Regions from separate parts of the Homo sapiens genome. Here region 2 is linked to region 1. Evidence: chromatin loops called from intact Hi-C (ENCODE). Cell type or tissue: IMR-90. All regions are shown on one strand. Each heading gives the region's core, and the rest is flanking DNA. Links, peaks and the distances in the headings are about the cores only.

What was found. A loop is a pair of places that touch in the nucleus more often than their neighbours do. Peaks named below come from ENCODE experiments on the same cell type or tissue, not always from the same donor. Only the 100,000 strongest peaks of a DNase experiment are listed, where the experiment ranks them.
Region 2: it touches region 1 in a loop (2.2-fold over the local background); 2 of 110 quality-filtered maps call a loop at or near these places.

What each region holds. Positions count from the first base shown.
Region 1 is chr14:29,543,851-29,552,335 of GRCh38, reverse strand. No RefSeq gene overlaps it. Among named protein-coding and RNA genes, the nearest start is that of PRKD1, 380 kb to the left of the region's middle. In IMR-90, for the core only: a CTCF peak has its summit at 3,301 (motif pointing left); a DNase peak (open chromatin) is centred at 3,285; H3K27me3 peaks cover 160 bases.
Region 2 is chr14:29,722,982-29,731,466 of GRCh38, reverse strand. It overlaps PRKD1 (protein kinase D1), which reads left to right. Exons shown (of 18, transcript NM_002742.3): 2 at 5,793-5,931. Among named protein-coding and RNA genes, the nearest start is that of PRKD1, 200 kb to the left of the region's middle. In IMR-90, for the core only: no CTCF peak of the experiment used is centred there; DNase peaks (open chromatin) are centred at 4,706 and 6,206; H3K27ac peaks cover 333 bases.

The DNA.
Region 1 (8,485 bases), core at 182-8,181:
GTTTAGAACATTCAGTTGAAGATTAATCTTTTCAAGACCTTTTCTCTGAGGAGATCATTGTGCTTTAATAATTCTGTTACTGAAATGTAACAGATTTGCTCTATTGAATTATGGACCAGTTCTCTAGGGAGTGTCCTATTTAGACCAAAGGTGAGTGATTTTAACTTGGTTTAATAATTTGCTTCATCATTTTCCTGAGACTACATGAGCATGGGGAATTAACCAAAGGATATGATCGAAACAATAACCAACATGGAGTGTCCATGGTTTAATAGCCACAGGCAAAATCACGGGACCCCCAGTCCTGACATCCACCCATCAATAATGTGTGCATGCTTTTATTTAACTCTTACTATGTGCCAGCCACTGTCAGCACCCTACATGCATTAAGTGTTGCAATATTCATAACAGCTCTATCATTTTCATGTCCATTTTATAGATGGGAAAACTGAGTAGAGAGAATAAATAACGTACAGTGAGAAAGTGACAATGCCAACGAGCTGGTTTGGATTCAGGCTCCTTTCAATCCGTTTATGAAATCTCAGAAGGTTTCTCACGTTACCTCCTCAAAAGTCAGACTTGCTTTTTAGGAGCCTCCTGGGGTCTGTCTCTGTGGAGGCCCCCTAAAGGAGACCTCCTGGAGTCTCTGGGACTCTGTGTAGTCTCCCTCATGGAGACTAGGAGGCTGCATTTTGTCAGTGTTCCCGGCGTGGCTACTTCTCCTGTTGTCTTGAGACAGAGGCAGTCAAGGTGGGACTTCTGCTTTACCCCAGCGTCCTTGGCCACTAGCAGAATACCTTCTCCTCATTCCAGTTACATTCACTTACTGAGACATAGTGTATCTTGTGCTCTAGTTTCTACCCAGCTTTTGTTGTATAACGTTTTCCTTTGGCCCCACAAGTGCTCTTAGACCCATCACTCCGGGAATAAAGGACAGTCAGTCACAATGGAGATAACAGGGGGGCAGTAAATAGTGTAGTGAAGTGTGGGGGAGTGAGAGGAAGGGTGGGATGGTGGAGTGAGACGTAGAGAAGTCAGGGTGAAAGTGGAGCAAGATTAATTATATAATGTGCTCCTCAGTGTGCTAGCTGCTTCACACAGGTAACTAATTTAACCCTAACATTCTGTGAAATAGCTATGCTACATCAGTGGGTATAAATGAAATCACCAAGATCACCTAATAAAGCTAGAAAAAGGCATAGCAAAGTTCCTGACAATTTTATGGGTCTGGCTGAATTCTGTAAGTTCAGAATTTGAATATATAAAAACAACAACATATTGCTCTGATAAAGTGATCCATAGACTATCTGTTTAGGAAGAATGGTGTGAGAAACATTAAATAAAAATGAAGATAATTATAATACCATGTGCCAAGTGCAATTATGCTATTGGGTTAGGTCTAGGTGTGAAGGTTGACTGAGCTTTCTTTGTTGGGGGGATAAAGCAGATCACATTTAACAGTTTTATTCTAACATTGCTTTTTACTTAATATTACATCACAAACATTTTCCATGAAAGTATTTATTTGAAAATGCCATTTACATAGCTGCGAAAACTTCTCTCTCTCTCTCTCTTTTTTTGAGACAGTGTCACCTGGCTCTGTTGCTCAGGCTGGAGTGCTGTGGTGGAATCTCGGCTCACTACACTCTCCGCCTCCTGGGTCCAAGTGATTCTCCTGCCTCGGCCTCCCAAGTAGCTGGGATTACAGGCATGCGCCGCCACACCTGGGTAATTTTTTGTATTTTTAGTAGAGACAGGGTTTCACCATGTTGGTGAGGCTAGTCTCAAGCTCCCAATCTCAAGTGATCGGCCCGCCTTGGCCTCCCAAAGTGCTAGGATTACAGGCATGAGCCACCATGCCTGGCCACTGCAAAACATTCTTAGAGTTTTAAGTTTTCTGTTTTTTTCTATTATAAATAATATTTACAAAATGTTAGATCAACTTTTTCACGACTTCATTTTTAGAAATGGAGTTGACAAATACAGGAATATGAATTTTCTAAGGTATTTAATACATTATGCCAAAAGCTTCCAGAAAGTATGTCAATTTACAACCCCAGGAGTAGTAGCCGGATAACAAAAAGTAGCATAGGCCAAGCCAAAGAAGGGTGGGAGAATATGGTTAAGTTTGGGGAAAGGGAATGGAGAAGTAGAGACCAAAGAAGTGGGTAGGATCCAGATGATGAAGGGTGCAGAGAAACAAGAGAATAGATACTAAGCAGTCCCAGGTTTCAGCCTTGGGTTAACAGGAGGGAAATCGGATGAAAGGAGGAGGTCTTTTGGGAGAAAAACAATGAGCTCAGTTTTGAATATATTAATTATAAATTATGTATGGCACATCCAAATGGATATTTTAGATTTTCTTATCTAGGACTCAAGAGGTCAGGCCTTCAGATGTAGATTATTAAATATTAGATTGAAAACTGGCCAGGCACAGTGGCTCACACCTGTAATCCCAGCACTTTGGGAGGCCAAAGCGGGTGGATCATTTGAGGTCAGGAGTTCTAGACCAGCCTGACCAACATGGTGAAACCCTGTCTCTACTAAAAATACAAAAAAAAAAATTAGCTGGGCATGGTGGTGCACGCCTGTAGTCCCAGCTACTTGGGAGGCTGAGGCAGGAGAATGGCATGAACCCGGGAGGCAGAGGTTGCAGTGAGCTGAAATCATGCCACTTCACTCCAGCCTGGGTGACAGAGCAAGACTCCATCTCAAAAAAGAAAAAAAGAAAACTAATTGATCTCTCAAACTACATTATAGGGAAAATAAAAGATCACAGAGTGTTGGAAACAACAATATTAAGAAGAAGTCTTATAATCTAGCTGCTCCAAACTAAAAATTTTTGAAATATAAATAGCTGTAATTTTGTGATAACTAGTACTAATCATATAATCACATAATGGTTCTGAATTTGTAGAGCAATAACTCCCATTTTCCGATTGACTCGTGTATACATATCAAATGAATTTAAAACGCTGTGAAAGACACCCAATAATTTTGATTTTAAAATATATATTTGGGATTTAAGAAATTCAATTTTGCTCTAAAACAGAAAAATTTATAATAAATTAGAATAGTAACATGATACATCATTTCAAGTACTAGGAATTTGGGGTAATTACCAATTTTTGAGAAATTAGTATAATTTTGCTATTCTCTAGCCAGCAGACAATCATAAAAAAGCTCCCCCCTCCCTCCCCAGCCCCACCCGCTTGCTACAAGACACTTTCTCTTCTGGAAGAGCCCATCTGAATGATGTAGATTTGTATACTTTGCCACCTTGTGGTCATTTTAGTTATTTGCATGACTCCATCTGTGTTGTGGCCTAAAGATGTTCCTGTTAAAATGGCTCCATGTTCTTATATACAGTATTTAATTAACAACAATACCAGCAAAACTATATTAGAATAAACTTGAACAACAGTGACAAAAAGTTGATGATGGCCAAGATGAATGCCTATCTGATGGCTTTATTATGGGCTGATGTATCTGCTTGACACCCTTTTCTGAACCGTTCTTAAGTATTTTTTCCACATATTGCTATAGTCATTATTTTGACACTGAATAAATGTCAGTAACAATAAGAAAAAGGCATAATCTCCTTTTGAAATTCACTAAGGTTTTTTTTTTTCACTACAGGTTTTAAATAGAAAAGCTCATGGCTTCATATATATGTAGCATATTGTTAATAAATTAAGAGAATATTCTGCAAAACTCAAACTAAAGCATCAATGAACACTTAGGTTAATCTGTAGTTTCCATGTTTTCTGATTCAATCCATATGAAACAAATGTGTAGGGGAAATGCATTTTTGAAATATTTCTAGTGGTACAGTGGCCATTGCCAGATAACTAATGTGGACAGATGCATTTTTAAAAGGTTTGGGCTACTTGCAAGATAATAATTACTGCATGTTTTATATATTTTTGTTCCATTTTCTGATTGTTTTTCACAAGATATTTAATATTTTCTTTCTCTTTCTTTCTGTCTCCTTCCTTCCTACCTTCCACTGTTTCTTTCCCTTTCTCTTTCTTTTTTGAGAGCTTCTCGCTCTGTCGCCTAGGCTGAAGTGCAGTGGTGCCATCATAGCCCACGGCAGCCTTGACCTCCTGGGCTCAACTAATCCTCCTGCATTACCCTTCTGAGTAGTTGGGATGATAGGCATGCATCACAATGCTTGGATATTTTATTTATTTATTTTTTTATGTTTTGCAGAGATTGAGGTCTTGTTTTGTTACCCAGTCTCATCTCTAACTTCTGACTTCAAGTGATCCTCCCACCTCTGCCTCCCAAAATGGCTGGGATTACAGGTATGAGTCATCATGCTGGCCCGATATTTTCTATATTTGAAAATCTACAAAATATTCAAGCATTTGTCTTAAAAGCTACTCAAAGAGCATCATCTTGGTTTTATTGGTCTTTCTAAAGTATAAATAGAGAGGTTTTCACAATTCGAAGTCAATAGTTCCTTGTATCTTAAGGAAATAAAGTGGGTTTTGAATAAGAGTTTCATAGTCAGGTCATTCTTTTTTTTTTTTTTTTTGAGGCAGAGTTTCGCTCTTGTTGCCTAGGCTGGAGTGCAATGGTGCAAGCTGGGCTCACTGCAACCTCTGCCTCCTGGGTTCAAGAGATTCTCCTGCCTCAGCCTCCTGAGTAGCTGGGATTATAGGCACCCACCACCACACCCAGCTAATTTTTTGTATTTTTGGTAGAAATGGGGTTTCACCTTGTTGGCCAGGCTGGTCTCGAACTCCTGACCTCAGGTGATCCATCCCAAAGTGCTAGGATTACAGACATGAGCCACTGCTCCCAGCCAGTCAGATCATTCTTAAGCTGAATTTTTTTTCTCACAATACAGGCAATATTAAAATTTAGTAAGATGAACTGCTGTACTTAATTTTTTTTTTTACTTTTTATTCATTATAAAAACTGCTTACACTTTGGACTCATTTAAGCTTTGGTAACAGGATTGAAATAAAATATATTTACTCGTGTTATTCAGTTGAAAGGACTTGCCTTAAAGTTACACCAGTAGGCAGGGCACAGTGGCACATGCCTGTAATCCCAGCACTTTGGGAGGCTGAGGCAGGCAGATCACCAGAGGTCAGGAGTTCAAGACCAGCCTGGCCAACATGGTGAAACCCCATCTCTACTAAAAATACACAAATTAGCTGGGTGTGGTGGCAGGCGCCTGTAGTCCCACTACTTGGGAGGCTGAGGCAGGAGAACCGCTTGAACCCGGGAGGTGGAGGTTTCAGTGAGCCGAGATCACGCCACCGCACTCTAGTCTGGGCAACGAAGAGTGAAACTCTGTCTCAAAAAAAAAAAAAAACCAAAAAAAAGTTACACCAGTAGTATGGAGCCATGCACAACTCTTGAAAACACACAGCCTTGCCTACAAAAGTTAAATATGGGGAGAGAGATTGTCGTTTGCTTGCTATTACTAGAAAACCAATCCAAATTACAGGTGCTAACAACATTAGGTCCATAGCACCTATTATAAATGATAGGCTCTCAAGAATTACTTTGGTTCAGGTGTCCAGTAAAGACCGAATTGCCATCAGAATCATCAAGTAGCCAAGATATATGGGCTTTTGCCCCTTATTTGTTTCCAATTACCCCCAGGCTTTAATTGGAATGGGGAGAGAGAGTTCTTCTTAGAGGACAGATTGTCTTCTGCTACATATTGGAAACAAATTTTAGTATCTTGTTTAACTCTGTATTGGGGAGGAAGGATTTTTCCTTATAGAATAAGGAGGCTTTACTTATGCAGTGAAGATGGCCATAATGGGAATACATTGAAAAACATAAGGATAAAAAGGGATAAAAGGAATCAGTTTTATTCACATACCGGGCATATTTTATGCAAAAATAGTAGCTTCATTCACACGTAAGTCACATTACATATGATATAAGAAATACTTTTAATTCAAAAAATATCGTGGTTCATATGACAGCTGGATTTAAATCCCAGCTGGACTGCTTTCTATCCAGACAAGTTATTAAATCTCTTCAAGTCTCAGCTTTGTCATATGTAATATAAAAATAATGATAAATTACCTCGAGTGAACTCATAAATACACAGATGTATTAGTCAGGATAGGATAGACTGTGCCATGGTAACAAATAAAACCCAAAGTCTCAGTGGCTTAACACAAAAAAGCATTATCCCATTATCCTTTCAAAATTCCAAAATCCTTTCAGGCTTTACACACACATGTTTATATAAATTTAAATGATTACACAGGTTTTCAATAAATGCTGTTTTCTTCTCCTTTGAGATTCTACTCATTTCTCTTCCACTCAAGTAAACATGCAATTTGGGAACAAGAATGACACTGTAGAAATAAACTTTTCTGTTCTAATTTCTTTGAAATGTAAACCATTTACCCATGTAAGTAATCATTGGCAACAGATCACTAGTGATACAACTTTGACCTATGTCCGTGAGCCGGTGTGTTTAGATTCAGAGAATGAGAACCCCTTACTCTGCAGAACTTGCCAGAAGAGTTAGGCAGTGCTGGAAAAAGCCATTTAATTTGCACTATATTTCCCCAGCTAGCCATGTTGCTACCTTAATGTTACATGACAAAGTGGTGTATGTGAATTTTCATTGTTTCCTAATGATATTTGTATATGCAGTAAGTCAAATTACAGCATTCAATAAATCCTACGTTCTTGTTCAAAACAAATTATAGTGCACACAAGTTTGTTTTTCTTTCTCTGGTCTCACTTCAAATCAGGTAGCTATTATAAATAATACAAAACAAACACTTTATTTTTGAAATTTACAGAAAATAACATCGCCGCTTACAATGTTACAGAAATATGTGGCTATTTAGAAACCCTAGATCACAACTCTTATGAATTATTATCCAATGGACATAGGAGAATTAAGATTGAGTTTTTATCACCTTTTCTGATTTTTAATGCTAAAGTAGATTTTTGTTGTATATTAAGCATGACTATAGACTATATATTACTGCCATTAGGACAGTGAGGGTAATTGTTAAATGGTTTTAGCAGTTTATTTCTTAATAAAAAAAATTAAGTCCTGAATGACAGACTCAGAGCTAAGAAAACACACTGTTAGAGTCATAAATTCGCTCATCAGAATTTACTTACATGTTCTTTTTTATTGAATTTAACTCCAAGTAATAATAGCAATAGATGCTGTTTGTTATCTGTCTGCTGCATACCACATGGGAGCTACTCAGTGCTTTACCTCACATATTCGCAAAAATACCCCAGCAATATAGCTGTTAGCTTCGTCTTACAAATGAAGAAACAGAAGTTCAAAGAAGTAAATATAGAATGTGATAGAACCACTCTTGAAATTCATGTCTTTTTGCTTCCAAAATTCCTCTTTTCCACATGTTTCCTCAATAAGCATTTTCAGGTCCCTATTCCAGGTGGATGGTAATTCTTGACATTTTTATGTCTATAATTTCTCCTAACATTATCTAATGCAAGCCTCTTGCTGTACAGATATGAAAACTGAAGACATGTGAGGTTTCCTCAATATAACACAACCACACATCAAGAGAGCCATACCTAAATTCTGGAGTTACAGGTTCCCCACACAATGCTCCCTTATGGTTATTGCAAACTATGGGCATCAAGCAACTGAAGATAAGAAACTCACGAGGTCAGGAGATCGAGACCAGCCTGGTCAACATGGTGAAACGCCGTCCCTACTAAAAATACAAAAAAAATTAGCCGGGCTTGGTGGCATTCGCCTGTAGTCTCAGCTACTCAGGAGGCTGAGGCAGGAGAATCACTTGAACCTGAGAGGTGGAGCTTGCAGTGATCAGAGATCACACCAATGCACTCAAGCCTGGGGGACAGAGCAAGACTCTGTCTCAAAAAAAAAAAAAAAAAAAAAAAAAGGAAGAAAGAAACTTTGTAGCTAGAATTCAGGACTAAGGCATTCATAGGGTAGACAGTGTAAAAGAGAGCCGGGTGGGGGTATTTGAGGGAGTGTAAAAATGATCAGAGAGGTGCAGAAATGGCAGATAAACTGAGAATGAGGTACAGGCAGAATTTTTTCTGACTGTTGAGACTTGGACATGATGCAGAAAATAGAGGAGAGGCTCATGGTCTGAAAATGGGAAGACCTGGACAGCACTCACCCTTGTCAGTCATGAGAGGCCATCACAAGATTGGGACTAAGGAGATCAACCTGCTAAGCTTACCTAGAATTCTGCGGTTTTGTGGTCAGTCACTAACAGTACTAAGTGCAACCTACTTCCCCCTCTTTATATTCATCTTATCCTTGACTCCCAGTTTCCTGGATTTGCATCTTTCTTGTCTCTGTCTGGACAGTGCTATTCAGGACCATAGGATTCATGATCTGTATTTAAGCCTAGGTACAAATTATTTCTCACATTGCTGTTGGAATGACCATGATCCTAATGAGATTGTGGAGTCCCCTTAGCTTTCCCTAGGATGTCACATGGGGACATCCATGATCTGGATTTTGCCT
Region 2 (8,485 bases), core at 238-8,237, 180 kb before region 1:
CTATCAGTCAACTTAATCTAACGGATATTTATAGAACTTGCCACCCAACAACAGCAGAATACACATTATTTTCAGATGCACATAGAATATTCACCAAGTTTGACCTCCTGGGCCATAAAACGTCTTAGGAAATGTAAAAGTGTTAAATTTATGCAAAGTAGGATTTGGACCTTAGCAGAATTAAATGAGGAATTAAGAACATAAAGTTATCTGGAAAAATCTCTGAGTATTTGGAAATTTCACAACACTCTTCTGAATAACCCATGGGTTAAAGAGAAATTCACAAGGGAATTTAGACTACATATATTTAAAATTAATTAATGGTTTTAGTTGACAAAACTTATGTATATTTACCATATACCACATCATGTTTTGAACTATGTATACATTGTGGAATGGCTACATCAAGGTAGTTAACATATGCATACCTCACTTACTTACCTTTTTTTTGTGGTAAGTACACTTAAATTTTTCTATTATCTTAGTGACTTTCAAAAATACAATATAATATTATTATCTATAGTCACCTCATTATACAATAGATATCTTGAACTTATTCCTCCTAACTTAAATTTTATATCCTTTTTCCAACATCACTGACCATTTCTCACCCACCGCTTAGCCCCAGTAACCACTGTTCTACTCTCTGCTTTTATGCATTCAGGTTTTTTAGATTCCACATATGGTAGATGTTTTTATGTGCCTGGCTTATTTCACTTAACGTATTATTCTCCAGGTTTAATCATGTCCGGAATGTTAATATTTCTTTCTAAGGTTGAGTGGTATTCCATTCTGTATCAATACACCACATTTTCTATATATATTTATTCATTGATGGACACTAAGGTTGATTTCATATCTTGGCTATTGTGAATAATGCTGCAGTGAACATGGGAATGCAGTTTTCTCTTTGAGATCCTCACTTCAATTCCTCCGGATATTCCTTATGGATACCCAGAAGTCAGATTGCTGGATCATATGGTAGTTATATTTTTAGTTTTTTGAAGAACCTCCATACTGTTTTTATAGTGGCTGTACCTATTTGCATTCCCCAGAGTGTACAGGGTTCTCTTTTCTCCATATTTTCATCAATACTTGTTATCTGTTCATTTTGTTTTTATAGTAGCCATTTTGACAGGGTTGAGGTAATATCTCATTGTGTTTTTAATTTGCACTTCTCTGAATGGTGATGTTGAGCAATTTTTCATATACGTGTTGTCCATTTATATGTCTTCTTTTGAGAAATGTCTATTTTTCATATACCTATTGGCCATTAGTACATCTTCTTTTGAGACATGTCTATTCAGATCCTTTGCCTATTTCTTAATTGGATTATTTGTTTTCTTGCTATTGAGTTGTTCCACAGGTGGTCTCTTCACTCTATTGATTGTTTCCTTTGCTGTGCAGAGGCTTTTTAGTTTGATGTCTTAACGTTTGTCTATATTTGCTTTTTTTTGTTTGTGCTTTTGGGGTCATATAAAAAAATCGTTGCCCATACCAATGTCATGGAGTTGTCTCCACATCTTCTAGTAATTTTATAGTTTTAGGTCTTATCTTTATGTCTGTAATCTGTTTTGAGTTTGTTTTTATATATGGTATGATAGAAAATATTTTGAATTGAAAGAAAATAAAGACACAGCTTTTTCAAAATTTGTGAAATATTGCTGAAGTATTTATTGCATTAAATGGTCATATTAAACTAAGTCTCAAATGTCTCAAATCAATAATACAAGCTTCCACTATAAGAATCTAGGAAGAAAAGAACAAATTAAAGTTAAGTTAAAGAATGGAAATAATAAAGATAGGAAAAGAAATCCATGAAACTAAGTATAGAAAAATAATAGAGAAATTCCATGAAACAACTGCTGGTTCATTACAAGAGAAATTGATAAAATTGACAAGTTTGTTACCAGACCAAACAAAAAAGAAAGGATATAAGAAATTAATGAAGAGACATCACTACAAACTGGATAGTCATTAAAAGGGTGGTAAGGGAATCACATGAATAACTTTATGCCAAGAAATTTGACAACTTGAATGAAATGGATACCTTTCTGAAAATAAACAAACTGCCAAAAGTCACTTAAGAGGAAATTGAAGTCTAAAGTATACTATACAGATATTGAATATGAAGTTTTAAGTCCTCCAGCAAAGGAAAATCTGGGCTTAACATGGCTTCAGCAGAGAATTCTACCAAACATTTAAGGAAGATATAATACCAAGTCTGTACAAATCTTCCAGAATATGCCAAAAAATGAATCTCAATCCATATATTTTGCCCTATTCAAAACTTACCTTGAAGTAGATCATAGACTCAAATGTAAAATTTTAAACAATGCGATTTGTAGAATAAAATATAGGAGAAAATTTGGTTATGCAAGGATTTATTAGCAAAAGCATGGTCTATAAAGAAATACATGATAGAGTGGGCTTTTTATAAATTCACAACTTTTTGTAGAAATCAACAAAGCATTTCTAAAATGTATATGGAAATTCAATGGTCCTATATCCAAAACAATCTTGAAAGGGAAAAGACATTGGAAGGCTCTCACTACCTGAATTTCAGGCTTAGGATAAAGCTACAATAATAAATATAATGTGGTGGTAAGTTTATTAAGGATAGACATACAGCTCAAACATGAATTTATCATATGACCCAACAATGCTGCTTCTGGGTATTTACCCACAAGAAACGGAAGCATGTACCCACTGAAACACTTGTACATAATGTTCATTGCATTTTTATTTGTAATAGCTGCAAACTGGAAAAAAAGACTACAATGTCCATTTGTGGGTGAACTGATAAACAATTATGCTAGATCCATTTAATGAAATACTAATAAGTAATAAAAGGTGAAAGAACCCAAATGTATGTATGAATGAATCTCAAAAACTTTATAATAAGCCAAAAAAGCCAGCCAGAAAAGAGTACATATAACATATTTTATGATTTCATTTACATGAAATTCTATGTCAGACAAGGTAAACTAGGGTGACAGAAAGTAGATCTGTGCCTGAGGTTAACATTGTTGGTTACATAGATTGCAATAAAACTTTTGGGGTTGATGAAAATGTCTCATGGCTTGATTGTGATTTTGGTTATATGGGTAGTTATATTTGTCAAGACTCATAGATTTATCCACTTATATCAATTTATTTCATGTAATTTATACTTCAATGAAGTTGATTTTTAAAATAGTGCATGAGGTATCCATTGTTTTTTAAAGTGAAGAAAATGTTATTTTTATTTTCCCTTTGTTTCCTTGTGCTGTAATAGTATTATTGGAGATATTTCTTTTTTTTATTATTATACTTTAAGTTTTAGGGTACATGTGCACAATATGAAGGTTAGTTACATATGTATACATGTGACATGCTGGTGCGCTGCACCCACTAACTCGTCATCTAGCATTAGGTATATCTCCCAATGCTATCCCTCCCCCCTCGCCCCACCCCACAACAGTCCCCAGAGTGTGATGTTCCCCTTCCTGTGTCCATGTATTCTCATTGTTCAATTCCCACCTATGAGTGAGAATATGCGGTGTTTGGTTTTTTGTTCTTGCGATAGTTTACTGAGAATGATGATTTCCAATTTCATCCATGTCCCTACAAAGGACATGAACTCATCATTTTTTATGGCTGCATAGTATTCCATGGTGTATATGTGCCACATTGTCTTAATCCAGTCTATCATTGTTGGACATTTGGGTTGGTTCCAAGTCTTTGCCAGAACAGAGCCCTCAGAAATAATGCCGCATACCTACAACTATCTGATCTTTGACAAACCTGAGAAAAACAAGCAATGGGGAAAGGATTCCCTATTTAATAAATGGTGCTGGGAAAACTGGCTAGCCATATGTAGAAAGCTGAAACTGGATCCCTTCCTTACACCTTATACAAAAATCAATTCAAGATGGATTAAAGACTTAAACGTTAGACCTAAAACCATAAAAACCCTAGAAGAAAACCTAGGCATTACCATTCAGGACATAGGCACGGGCAAGGACTTCATGTCTAAAACACCAAAAGCAATGGCAACAAAAGCCAAAATTGACAAATGGGATCTAATTAACTAAAGAGCTTCTGCACAGCAAAAGAAACTACCATCAGAGTGAACAGGCAACCCACAAAATGGGAGAAGATTTTCGCAACCTACTCATCTGACAAAGGGCTAATATCCGGAATATACAATGAACTCAAACAAATTTACAAGAAAAAAACAACCCCATCAAAAAGTGGGCAAAGGACATGAACAGATGCTTCTCATAAGAAGACATTTATGCAGCCAAAAGACACATGAAAAAATGCTCACCATCACTGGCCATCAGAGAAATGCAAATCAAAACCACAATGAGATATCATTACACACCAGTTAGAATGGCAATCATTAAAAAGTCAGGAAACAACAGCTGCTGGAGAGGATGTGGAGAAACAGGAGCACTTTTACACTGTTGGTGGGACTGTAAACTAGTTCAACCATTGTGGAAGTCAGTGTGGCGATTCCTCAGGGATCTAGAACTAGAAATACCATTTGACCCAGCCATCCCATTACTGGGTATATACCCAAAGGACTATTGGACATATTTCTAAAAAAAATAAAGTGAACTAAGTTTTTTTTTTCTTTTAGTTAGCACACTGGAAGCAGTGACATCATTTCAGCTGTTGTGTTTTTTTTTTTTAAGGAAGTTAACTTTACTAAGTGACATGCAGAAATAGTTTTAAGCCTGGTCATCAGCACTAAGAGCAATAAGATGTTCTCATTATATTTATTTTTAGTTCATACACAAAATGATTCATGTGAATTTAGCCCCTAATTCTAAGACTAAGAAAAAGAAAGAGAGGTTTATAATGTATTGTTTTTATCTCCAGCAGGTATTAGATTCTGGACATTTCTCCCCGACAGTAGCTTCTTAAGGTCCACCTGTATTGACATAAGTGTCAGATCTGTCATCAGTTCCAGGATGAAGAAAGATAATTTTCTTTTTCCCTGAGTTTGCATCTTTTCCCACTACATTACAAATGTCAATTTATGGCAGAAATAGCATTCTTTAATAATTATGTGAAAAAGTCATTACAAGAAAAGGGCCCTTTTCATATAATAAATTAGCCTAGGTTGTTTGCTTTAACAGAAACCCTCCATGCTGTGCAGATGGACCTTTTCTTACACTGCTCATGAGATTGTGGATTGACAGATTGCATGAAAGCCACATGGAATGCAGTAGGGGCAGCAGCAGAAGGGAGAGGTGGATTGCCTCCCCTGATCTCCTGATCAAAGGATCTAGATAATGCTACTACTCACATACAGAATATGTTTAGATTTATTGAGGCATCTCTTATTTTTGAATATGCCAAAACAGACAGACCCAGTTTTTTGCAAACAAATTGCCATTATTATGTGTAATGGAATTGGAATAAAGCGACTCCCATTTTTTATGTTACTGGATTGCTGTAAATCATCTGAAAGTGCACACCTCTTCCCACCTATATTTCTTAACCACTTTACTGCCAGAACTTATTTAAATCTTATCTCATATTCTCTTGTTTTCTTGCTGTCTAATTAGAAAACCACTTGACCATTACTGCCCCTGTGATCTATGTGATTTCTTTCCTTCTGATTTGGAGTCTTCCCAATATCAACTCTACCATTTATTTATTTTTTAATTTTAAAATATTTTAATGATCTAGATACTTTGAACTTTTCTAATTAGCTTGTATTTGTGCCCTGAAATATTTAAAACAAAATATTTGGAAGGATTTTGACATTTACACTCTCATGGTATTTGTATTTGCAGTTCCCTGAATGTGGTTTCTACGGAATGTATGATAAGATCCTGCTTTTTCGCCATGACCCTACCTCTGAAAACATCCTTCAGCTGGTGAAAGCGGCCAGTGATATCCAGGAAGGCGATCTTATTGAAGTGGTCTTGTCAGGTAGTATACTTTTATACCTTTTCTTTATCCGTAGATTAGAAGTTGTATTTGAAGAATTCTTGGGCATATGTTTTTAAGGAAACATAAAAAGCATATCTCAAACTCAGCTCCAAGAGAAGATGTTGGAGCTCTGTCCACATGAAAAAGGGAAACAAAAGGTTTCCCTTTAATTGGCTGTGTCCACACCCAGTACTGCTCCAATCACGTCTCTTGACTTAAGGCTTCCTCCCAGCCCCCTCTCAGCCTCTAGCAACATACAGATGGCGTCATTCAGCACCTTGAATCATTTGGACAGCAGCAAAAGCAAACAAGAAACTCACCAACAGTGAAGCTAAATTAGCTGTCAGGGCTGCAATTGTACAGAATGTGTGGAAGCCAAGAAATAGCACCAGGGCTAAGAAGCCTTTGACTTACTAAGGTCAAAAGTCCAGTAGCTATGAGGTAAGCCAAGACCAAGGAGGAAGCCAGAGCCCAGGAGTTAGAGAAGGTCAGGTCATGCCATGTGACGCTAGTTAACTCAGTCCCTGAGAAATGGCTACATTTGCCTCTGCTCACATTTTTTATTTCTTGTTTAGGATTTAGCAGTTAGTAATAGGACTGTGCCTAACCAAACAGAAAAAAAAGAATGTATTTAACCTTTTTAAAAAGCACCAGAGAACAACAGCTAGAGTGGAGATCCTTACAATGATACTCAATGCAATGATAATGTATCCAAATTTTTATTGTTTATTTTTGTTAAAAAGAGAATAATTATTGAGAAACTTGGATTGCCTTGCTCTTTTCTCCTCTCATGCCTTCTTTGTTTACCATCTCTTTGAATAAAAGAAGTCCAGCAGCATTACAGAGTCTCAAGTTTATTTCCTCAAGTTCCTCAACTTGTTCAGAGCCCAGTACTTGGATGCACTGATTATAATTCAATTTATCTTTGTTTTATTCACTTTGCTTTGATTCAGTCTAGTTCTCTTTTTTATCTTTATTGGTTGCCTACAGTTGTGTGAGATCCTGGGATTGCCACAACTTCATTGTGTAGATGGATCCTATAAAACAACTTTTTTGCTAGATAAAGGTAATTATTTTTCTGTTGCCTGCACCTGACCTCTCAAAACTACGGACTAGACATGTTGTTTTCTAAGTTTCCTGTTTCTGAACACTAAATTAATTATTCAGGGAAATCATGCACTGGATCAGTTCTTGCCATAATTCATATTAAACTCACAGCCAGGCTGCTTTGTAAATAATGTAATGTTTTATGAGTCCTTTTGCCTTGTGTCAATGTCCAGAAATATATGAGGACTTTTAAAATTGCATTTCTAAATATAATGTATTATTCTTTCCATTTTACTTTTGTTATCAAGCACTTTAGAGTAGTAGCAGACAGATTGAATGCAACCTGTGTGTGGGTGTATTTATGTAGGAGAGGACTGCTTATTTGCATGTTATCCCAGCATTAATGAGCCAGACCTGCTCTTCCCTCGTGTTGACCTGATGTAGCCCTCTAGAATTCCCTTGCTGCATGAGAACAGCATTCTGCTTTTCCTCTCCCATCTTTGCAAATTGAGAACTTCATTGTGCGTATGCCCTACCTCCCCTGCTGTCCACCCTTTATGTTCCATGTCTCCTGTTTTCCTGGCCACAGTTGTTGAGAGGGCATTTAAGAGCAGCCCATTTCCTTACCTGCTTTCCCAGCACCAGACTCCAGAAGGGCTCCCTTACTCTTACCAGCTATTTTGCTGGAATTTAAAAGGAGCTATTCTCTAACAGTTTAATTCTAGTTTTGAACGACATAGTGCCATTTTCCCAAAGTCATTGACCCTTTAAATTGTTCAGTTAGTATATCAATTACACACACACACACACACACACACGCACACTCAATTATGTTTAGATCTCCTGCGCTTACCTATAACCATCGACAGCAGTACTCTCCCAGCTCCTCTCCCACTCTATTGCTTAGCATTGTGATTTGCTCAATAAATGTTTATGTTTACAATAGTTTTTTAAACCATCCCACCCCTTTGTATTACAACCCTGTTTCTTACCCATATCTCTTATCTCTTTTCCCTTAGCCTTTTTAGGCCCTGAGTCTATTGTGATCAAATGCCTGATGTTCCTTTCTTTTTCCCGGTCTTTATGTCTTCCTTGCATCCTGACTCTCCTGAAGGTGATGCCCCATTTCCAAGAGGCTTTGCCTCTTATTTTCCTCCACTCTTAGTTGAGGAGTTGAGTGATATGGCCCTCTTCTGATTTCCCATTGCCATTTAATTATTTATGTCACCTTCTTTGCAGTGAAGTGATTTATTTTCCTTGAAGACTCATTTCCATTTAAGTATGGCAATAATTGTTGTCAGATTCCTAATTTTACTTTCCATTTTAAGTACTCATTCATCCTTGGTTTTGTTAACATACATATTTATGATTCTTCAGATTCCTTGTTATTTATTTTTATTATCAGTCACCCATAATGCCATTCCTGACTTCACCAATAAGACAAGGCTCCAGCTTCAAAATCTCCACTTGGTAGCACTCCTCTTCTCCTACTCTAGCCTGTCCTTCT